Linked DNA regions of Homo sapiens: region 1 is linked to region 2. Evidence: read pairs that join two places in POLR2A ChIA-PET (ENCODE). Cell type or tissue: Panc1. All regions are shown on one strand. Links, peaks and the distances in the headings refer to the core of each region. The heading gives the core; the rest is flanking DNA.

Evidence for each region. ChIA-PET counts read pairs that join two places held together with the same protein. Peaks named below come from ENCODE experiments on the same cell type or tissue, not always from the same donor. Only the 100,000 strongest peaks of a DNase experiment are listed, where the experiment ranks them.
Region 1: POLR2A ChIA-PET joins it to region 2 with 6 read pairs; 1 of 35 experiments calls an interaction of 5 or more read pairs at or near these places.

Annotation. Positions count from the first base shown.
Region 1 is chr12:93,712,731-93,717,669 of GRCh38, reverse strand. The region is part of intron 2 of CRADD (CARD and death domain containing adaptor protein); the gene reads right to left. The region is part of intron 2 of CRADD-AS1 (CRADD antisense RNA 1); the gene reads left to right. Among named protein-coding and RNA genes, the nearest start is that of CRADD-AS1, 23 kb to the left of the region's middle. In Panc1, for the core only: no CTCF peak of the experiment used is centred there; a DNase peak (open chromatin) is centred at 3,148; H3K27ac peaks cover 443 bases.
Region 2 is chr12:93,195,619-93,200,557 of GRCh38, reverse strand. The region is part of intron 3 of LOC643339 (a long non-coding RNA gene); the gene reads left to right. Among named protein-coding and RNA genes, the nearest start is that of LINC02412, 24 kb to the right of the region's middle. In Panc1, for the core only: no CTCF peak of the experiment used is centred there; a DNase peak (open chromatin) is centred at 2,247.

The DNA of each region.
Region 1 (4,939 bases), core at 1,649-4,148, 520 kb before region 2:
GCATGCCTGTAGTCCCAGCTACTTGAGAGGCTGAGGCAGGAGAATTGCTTAAACCCCAGGAGGCGGAGGTTGTAGTAAGCCAAGATCATGCCACTGCACTCCAGCCTAGGCAACAGAGCGAAACTCTAAAAAAATTAAAAATAGATCACAGACCTAAATGTAAAACACAAAACTTTAAAATTCCTGGAAGATAACATAGGAGAAAATCTAGGTTATTATGGGTATGGTGATGACTTTTTAGGTATAACACCAAAGGCAGAAATCCATGAAAGAAATAATTGATAAGCTAGATTTCATTAAAATTAAAAAGTGTGCTCTGTGAAAGGCACTGTCAAGAGAATGAGAAGATGAGTTAGACTAGAAAAAATATTTGCAGAGGACACATATGATAAAGGGCTGTTACCAAAAATAGACAAAGAACTCTTAAAATTCAACAAGAAAATGAACAACTTGATTTAAAAAATGGCCAAAGACCTGTACAGATATCTCACCAAAGAAGATATACAGATGGCAAGTAAGTATGTGAAAAGATGTTCAACATCATATATCATTAAGGAAACACAAATTAAAACACAATGAGATACCACTATACACCCATTAGACGGTCACAATCCAAAACTCTGACAACACCAAATGCTGGTATAGTGTGATGCAACAGGAACTCTCATTTATTGCTGGTAGGAACACAAAATGGTATAGCCACTTTGGAAGACAGTTTGGTAATTCTTCACAAAACTAAACATATTCTTAAAATATGATCCAGCAGTCATGCTTCTTGATATTTACCTAAATGAACTGAAAATGCATGTCCACACAGGAACCTGCACATAGATGTTTATAAGCAGCTTTATTCATAATTGCCAAAACTTGGAGCATTCAAGATATCCTTCAGTAGGTGAATGGATAAATAAACGGTGATATCCAGACAATGGGATATTATTCAGCACTAAAAGGAAACGAGCTATTAAGTCATGAAAAAACATGGGGGGAACTTCAATGCATATTGCCAAGTAAAAGAAGCCAATCTGCAAAGGCCACACACTACATGATTCCAACGATATAGTAGTCTAGAAACGCAAAACTATGGCGATAGTAAAACAATCAGTGGTTTCTAGGGGTTGTGTGGAAGGAGGGATGAACAATCAAGAGCACAGAGAATTTTTAGGGCAGTGAAAATACTCTGTATGATTCCATAAATGTGGATACATGTCGTTATATATTTGTCCCAACCCATAGGATGTACAATATCAAGAATGAACCCTAAGGTAAACTATGGACTTTGGGTAATAACGATGTGTCAATATAAGTTCATCAATGATAACAAATGTCACACCTCTCCTGGGAACTGTAGACAGTGGGAGGAGCTGTGCATCTGCAGGGGAAGGGAGTATATAGCAATTCTTCATACTTTCCACCCAATATTGCTGGGAATCTAAAACTGCTCTAAAAAATAAAGTGTATTAATAAAAAATAAACTTTATAAGACCATCTTCAAAAATTAGCTCATCTAAGTAATTTTTTTCCTTTTTTTTTTTTTTGAGGTGGAGTCTTGCTCTGTCACACAGGCTAGAGTGCAGTGGCACAATCTCAGCTCACTGCAACCTCCGCCTCCTGGATTCAAGCGATTCTCATGCCTCAGCCTCCCGAGTAGCTTGGATTACAGGCATCTGCCACTACGCCTGGCTAATTTTTGTATTTTTGTATTTCACCATGTTGGCCAAGCTAATCTCGAACTCCTGACCTCAAGCGATCCCCCCGCCTCAGCCTCTCAAAGTGCTGGGATTACAGGCATGAGCCACTGTGCCCAGCCTAAATAATTTTTTTCTACTTCAGATTACTTCTTTATCATAGACCAAAGAAAATGGGGAAAAAGGATTTAAGAAACTCCTAAGAGGCTAGTAAAAGTTGTTACAGCCACAGAAATTACAAGTAAAAAGAGTTTGGAAAAATCTGTTTATACCACCAATTCACATATACTTCCATTAAATATAGCTCTAAATATTTGCCATTAATGCTAAAGATGAAAAAAATTTTTTTAAATTTCTATTTATTTATTTTTGTAGATATGGAATCTTGCCATGTTGTCCAGGCTGGTCTGGAACTCCTGGGCTCAAACCATCCTCCTGCCTCAGCCTCCCAAAAATAGTTTTTTGACAAAACATCCTAACACTAAATTTCACCCAACTAGTTTCTTCCCTCCTCTATGGTAGAGGCCCACTGTCTCAATTCTTTCATATTTCTCATCATAAACAGGTTCCTCTACAATAAATGCCTGTTCAGAACTGCTAACATTTGTATGTGTTTACCAATGTTCTTGTGAAGTATTTTTGTGACAAATAACTACTGTTATGGACATATCATTTGCAGATAATGAAAAATAAAACCAAGATTCTCTTCTTTGCTGATGAAGTCAGGAAGGTGGAAAGGGCAAAGCAAGAACTCTCACTCTTACCCTATGAGTAATTTCAATAGAAATCAAAGGCGTTAACTTCTCGGGTCCTCAATTTTTTCTTCTCTAAAAAGAAAGAATTGTTTAATAAAACTCATCCAAGGCTACAATCATCAATGGCAGCTAAAACCACTTAGTGAAAGAATTTTTTTTTTAATAAAAAAAGGACATTGGATGATGTCTCAACTCCCAAGCACTTGATGTTTGACTTGGGAGTGGTGCCCTCAGTCACACCTAAAACTATCTGCGGCAGACCCTGTTCTTTTTGGCTGACACAAATGCCATTCCCAACCTCCTTCTCCTCCTGTCTTGTCTCAATCGTAGAGTCTAGAAGAGCAAACATTCACTTTGCAGCCTCCCTTGTACCAAGGAGTGGCCATGAGACAATTCTGCCCAATGAATCAGAAGAGGAATTGTGTTGAGGATTTCTGGAAAGACTACTTCTTTTCCCAAGAAAAAGTGACAGACGCAGTAGGGGCTGAGCAACTTCCGTGCCTCTTCCAGCCTTACGGATGTGCTGTTGGTAGCTGTGACTGCCTTGCTACTACGAGGAAAAGGAAGGCCAAGAGAATAGCAGAGACACTCGCTCTGATGCCTTTGAGCCAATGAATCAATGCCAGAAGCAGCTGACCTCCAGAGTTCTTGTTACAGGATTAAAATAAATCTCTACTTATTTGCCATTGTCACTTTGGTTTGTTTGTTTGTTTACTTGTTGCCAAGCACATTCCTAACTGATACACTGTTCACCAGATTCCCTGGGATTAGACAATCAAACATCTTTCTGTAACCAAGAATGCAAAAGCTCCTCAACTGGAAAATACTCATGTGAAAGTTTAAAGGAAAAGCACAGGGAGTGAAATAAAATGCTTTCTTCTCCTGCCCACGGAATCCATTTATTTCATGTAGCTGTAAAATCAGCCCTTTGCCCAATTTCATCAAGTCACAAATTCTCAGGATTGGAAAGGCATTACTTTTAACCACCTGATCTCCCTCTAAACAACCTCATTAAGCAGCTATTTAGCCTCTTCTTGAATTATGTATAGTGACAAGGAATTCATTATCTCTAGAAGGAGCCTATATTTTCTTTGGACAACTATTTTAGAAGGGTCTATCTTACATTAACTTGCTTTTTCTATGTCTTCGTTCGACCTTTTGAGAAACACAGAACAGAAAGAATCTCTTTTACGAATGAGAGCCATCCAAAGAGCTGAAGGCAGCTGTCATATCACCTCATCTGCACAGTGATATCCACCAGTTCCTTCCACCTTTCCTCCTGAGAGAGGTGTCAAGTTCTAATGAATGCCAGTCACATATATAATTTTAAATTGTCTAGTAGCCACGTTTTAAAAAGGAAAAGCCAGATGAAATTAATTTTAATATATTTTATGTAACCCAATATATCAAAAATATCATTTCAACAGATATTCAAAATAAATCATGAGATATTTACATTATTTTTTCATACTAAGTCTTTGAAATCTAATGTGTATGATATAGTCAGCCCTCTGTATCCCCAGGTTCTGTATATGCAGATTCAGCCAACCTTGAATTGAAAATATTTTTTAAATAAACAATAACAATACAACCATTAAAAAAAACGTTAAGAAAACAAACAAACAATATAACAACTATTTACAAAGCATTTATATTGTATTAGGTATTATAAATTATCCAGAGATGATTTAAAGTATACAGGAGGCTGTATGTAGATCACATAAAAATACGATGCCATTTTTATATGAGGAACTTGAGCATCTGTGGATTTTGGTATGTGCAGGGGGTCCTGGAACCAATACCCCTCGGACACTGAGGGGTGACTATATTACATGGTAGTCTATAATCAACTTACAGGAGTCACATTTTCACGCTCAATGGCCACACATAGCTACGTGCAACCATATTGAACAGCACAAGTCTGACAGAAGAACATAACACTGTTTTCTGCAGAGTCACTACAGACAGCATTCAGTTAATAAGATAAACTGGCAAAATATCATGGTGCCAAGTTTCTGAACCTAGAGTACCGCACAGACCTCTTTTGAAGTGGTGGGAAGGAGAACTAAATCTCATGGGCTCCTGAGACTGTGTCCTAGAACTTTCAGAGGTCAATGTACCCCAACTGAAAAACTGTTTTTGAAAATGGCTTTAAAAAAAAACGATCTTCAAAATAAAGACACACACAAAAAAGATTCTATTTTGCTTGAATTTGAGCAGCTCTATGGTCCCAGATTGAAAACACTACTGGAACAGAGAGAACACTGGTCTGAAGTCAGGGAGTCTTTATTCTCAATTCTGCCACCAAGCTCAGTAGTCACCTGAAAAAAAAAATCAATTCATTTCTCCAGGCCTCTTTTCTCTAAGGGTGCTCCACTTTCCCACTAAACAACACTGTCCTAAGCATTCACAAATCATCCTTTTAATAACCCATTCTAGAATTCTGCCCACAAGTAGCATAAAGCTCCTAGTCTACAGTTTTTAAGCCCACATTCC
Region 2 (4,939 bases), core at 1,019-3,518:
AGCTGGTGGATAAATTCCTCCCTCTTCCTCTCCTTGGACAGCCAGTGCTCAGATGTGGTCATTCCTGTGGTCTCTTGGACGAAAAGTCCTGGGACATGGAGTAACTGGCCATGCATGATCCTGAGAGAAAGCCAGCTCAGGGATGCAACATTGTGTTTGTTTTCCTTCCTTTCCTGCCTCACTCTCCCTTCCCTCAATATTTGGAGAACAAGAGAAGATGGACACAGTAAAGGCGATGGAAAAGGAGGCAGAAAAGGAGAAGGAAGGCCAGGAGAAGGGAGTGTCATGCAAATCTTGCATGGGAGAAAATGATCATCATTTTGTCAAATGCTGCAGGCCATCCAAGTGAGAAAGGACTAGTGTGTGATCCTTAGATTAGGCAAACATCAAAGCCATTAGTAACCTTAATGACACCAGTCTTCATGGGGTCGTGAAAGTTGATCATATGAATTGGGTCATTCTTGTCATGCTCAACTTGCTCTAGAAATGTTACTTTCTGCAAGCCCAGCAGCTGAAACTGCTGGTTGTAACCTGAAACCAGTTTTATCTACAGCTGCTAAGATAACTTGCTGCAATTCTAGGACTAACTTTGCCCACCACCCTCGCCCACCAATTGGAGCTTGCCAGCTCCCCAAATCTTTGCTAATCACAATGAACTTTCTTTCAGGACCACACATAACAATCCTCTCTCTTTTTTATAAAATCCCCAACCTTCTATTTGTTCTTTGGACATACCAAAAACCAACCAGACTGTGTGTACACCCCACATTGGGATCCTTTCTTGCCAAAGAAAACATTACTTGTAGAGATTTGTCTCTATATTTTAATTTTGACTTCAACAAGGTGATTGGGAAAGAAGCTTGGCTAAAGTGGACTGAAGACAGAATAGAAAATTTTTTAAAATGTGAAGGTGGTAAATAGAGACAACTCTTTGCTTTGAAGAGGAGCAGAAAATGAAGTGGAGGCTAGAAGAAAATGTGTGGAAAAGGGAGGTTGTTTGTGTGTGTTTTTGTTTGTTTGTTTGTTTTAAGATGGAGTCTCTCTCTGTCACCCAGGCTGGAGTGCAGTGGCACGATTTTGGCTCACTGCAACCTCCACCTCTAGGGTTCAAGCGATTCTCCTGCCTCAGCCTACTGAGTAGCTGGGTTTACAGGCTTGTGCTACCACACTTGGCTAATTTTTGTATTTTTAGTAGAGATGGGGTTTCACCATGTTGGCCAGGCTGGTCTCTAACTCCTGGCCTCAAGTGATCCACCTGCCTCAGCCTCCCAAAGTGCTGGGATTACAGGCATGAGCCATGGTGCCCAGCTGGAGGTTGTTTTTAAAAGATGGGCAGTATTACTCTATGTTCATGGGAATAATCCATGAGGGGGCATAATTATGACAGAGGAGTCCCGGAGAAGGCAATAAGGAATACAATTCAGGACTCAAAGGAAGGGTAGGGCGGGCATGGGTGGGCTGGGGTTTCAAGAGAGGAGAATGTTCATTTTGGAAATGGGGAGACAAATGTACTAGGCATGTGTGATAGATTCACTGGGCGGTGTTGAGACGGGGCTGTGACGGGTCCACCTGGGCTCGTGTCTGTCTCTCATCTCATCTCTCACTGAGGCTGCTTTATTCTGCTCAGCCAAGACTGGCTTTTCCTCCTGGCCTTTCTACTGCTCTAAGTTCAAGAACCTTCAAGAGCAGGAATTGCTAAATACCAGTCTCTAGGAGAGAATCTAGGAAAGATGCCCTAACAGGCGTCTACTGTTGGTGCTGTCAGCTTTGTCAGGGAAGTGGGGTCGGGAGTGGGGTGCACTTGTGAAAGAACGGGGCATGGATAAGGCAGGTGCCTCCAAGAGGTGTTTATGGGTGCGACCATAACCTTCCTCGCCTTCTGCAGGTCCTGCTCATTAGAAGGGCCAGAGGAACAGACTGGATGCATTTAGCCGAGTTCATTTTCCCCGCTTGAGGACATCCTTGCTATAGGCATAGTGATCCTAGTCAGACTGTGTTCTGATTTTTACTTTAGAACATTTCCTCTCTACAGCTGCAGGGAAACATCTTCCTTTATTAAACTCAATCATTTTAAAGAGTTTGTGTAGGAGGAATAACAAATAGAGACAGTGTGTGCGTTTTCTTCCTGTGAGTGGTATGTTGGCTCCTGGTTCTTTCTGAATGCCGGAGGACCAACACCTTTCTGTGGGGGAGGAGTTTTGTGCAGTGACTTGCTCGTTGGAGCAGATGAGTCAATGGCCATTAGGGCAGTGTGCTGGGCAGTCTGTTGGGGTTGTGCCCCTGGCAGCATGGGGGCAGAGGAGTTCAGAGCTTAGTGAGTCAGTGTTCTGGCCTTTACTAGCAAGTGTCTGGCTACTGTATCATCCGGGGTTGCCTTGTTCTTCCTATCTTTGTTAGGAACTCAGGCTTGAAGTCAGATCTGGTTCAGATTCTCTTTCTGCCATCTACTATCAGAGTGGTCACAGGACATTACTGATGCACACCTTCCTTCTGGGGTTCTTGGGAAGAGTAAATGAGTTTGGGTGTGTAGAGCATTCAGCAAGGTGCCTGGCACAAACTGGACCTGGCACACACAATAATGGTTAGCATTTGTAGAAGGATCTATTGGCATAAAATGGGGTAATCAGATGTCCAGTGTAATGTATGCTCTAGAGAGAGAAGGAAAAGCCATTTAGGGAATGAGGTAAGACTGGGACTGGGGAATAGAGGAGCATCACATGGAACATGGAATTATGGAACTTTAGTTATGGAGGGAGATTTTGGTTCACATCTTAAATTAGCTGCTTGGGTCCTTGGGGAAGTTACATTGTTAAGCCTCACTTTCCCACCTAGGAAATGGGAATAATAATGTTTACCTCATGAGGTTTTTGTAAGGAACAGATTAATAAACCACTAAGCACAAGGCCTGACATATAGTAGATAGTCATTAGAGAGCAGCTCTGATCTTTAATAATAGCAGACAGGCGTCACCACTCCCATAATGGAGGCAGTGTAGCTGAGTGGGGAAGAGTGGCCTCTGCATTCCTGAAATTGCACCAAGTTAGTAATTATCCACTTTACAACAGCAGAGGTTGACTCTGCCCAAATCTCAGTCCTGATGATTCAACAAAGGTTGCTAGATTTGACATAACAAGGGCCTCTTTCAAGTCATGAATAATCTTGGACACTAATCTTAGAAGCTCCATTTTTTCATTTTGCTTGGGACATCTCACCCTGCTATGAAGAGCCATATACTTACTAAATTCTCATCTTCAAAAATGCCTTTTTTTTTAAGCCTCTTTGAATCTGATCACTCAGGCTTGGTAAAATCCCTGTCCTTGAGTTTATTCAAAGTTCATGGGAACAGCATCTCATTGTATCATTCTTGCCAAAATTGCTTAAGCAGAATTGAATCACAAGGAAACAATCACATAAAACCAGATTAGGGCACATTCTGCCAGACAACTGCCCTAAACTCTTCAAAAAACTTGAAAGGACAGAGCAAAACCAAAAAGGCAGGGCTGGAGGTAGGTAGAATTAGATTAAAAGAGACTAAATGTACATGATAACTAAATGCAATGCATGAATCTTGAATGAATACAGATAGGCACTCCCCTAAAAAAACCCAACTGTAAAATACATTATAGAACAACTGGGGAAATGTGATTGTGGACTGTATATTAGATAATGTTATTGAATCAAAGGAAAGTTTCTTGGGTATGACAATGATATTATAACTATGTAGGAAAGTATCCTTTTTTTTAGGACAAATAAGAGTAAGTATTTAAGGGTATAGCATCATGATTCCTGCAACTTACTTTCAAATGGTTCAATAACACACACACATACACACACAGACACACGCTGGGTGTGTGGCACATGCCTGTAGTCTTAGCTACTCAGGAAGGTGAAGATCATGGATCTTTTGAGCTCAGGAGTTTGGGACTGTAGTGAGCCATGCTTGGGGCTCTGAATTGCCACTACACTCCAGCCTGGGCAATATAGCAAGACCCTGTTTCTATATTTGTAAGCACACACATACAGATATGTAAAGAGGTAGAAAATGTTCTTTGGGACATGACAAATGTTAACAACTGATTAATCTTTGTGAAAGGTTTATGGGTGTTCATTGAACTGTGCTTTCAACTTTTCTGTAGGCTTGAAAATTTTCAAAATAAAAAGTTGGGGTGGGGGGAAATCTTCATGGAAAAAAACTAGCTAACCAATCTGCATGTCTTTTTCTAGCAAACATTCTGTTCAGTGAGGAGCCCTTGATGCAAACTCACAAAGACACCAGGGCGCTGTTCTCCTTTTGAGACGAATGGCTCCCACAACCTATAAAAGGTAGTGGGGTATATAAACTCTTGGTCAATTCTCACATTGGGGAATCCTCAGTTCTTTACAATCCTGCAGCTGAAAGGCTGGATTGAGAGGGAGCTGTGGAGGGAGGGCTTGCTCACAAAAGGAAACAGTAACATGAACATGCATTTGAGAGAGCAACCATTTAGAAAACCTTAAGGAAGTCAAAGTCTCTTGGGCCCGTTAAGCATTTGTGCATACTTAGTAAGAATCTGTCTGCCTATGTGACGAAGAATCAAAATTCTAGGGTAAAAAGTGTCCTGAAATTTTCACCTGGAATTTCTGGGGAGAAATTTAGTTTTAGACTTCATGTTACATTAATTATATATCTCAGGGAGAAGAGATTTCTTTTCAAGAATGGATTTATTAAAGTCAGATGGATCCACGGTTCATTCCACTTGGAGCATAATTACCATGTTCTAAAGCAGTTTGAGTTCTTAATGACTTGACTCCTTCATATCCAGCAGTGTCAAATTTAAAACCGACCACACGAAATGTTGGGGGCAAAAAGTAGTCCAGTAAACAAACTTATTAATAGAAATGAAATCCCACAGGGAACACAGACACACACAAGTCAGTGGGATATTAAATTCCTGTGATA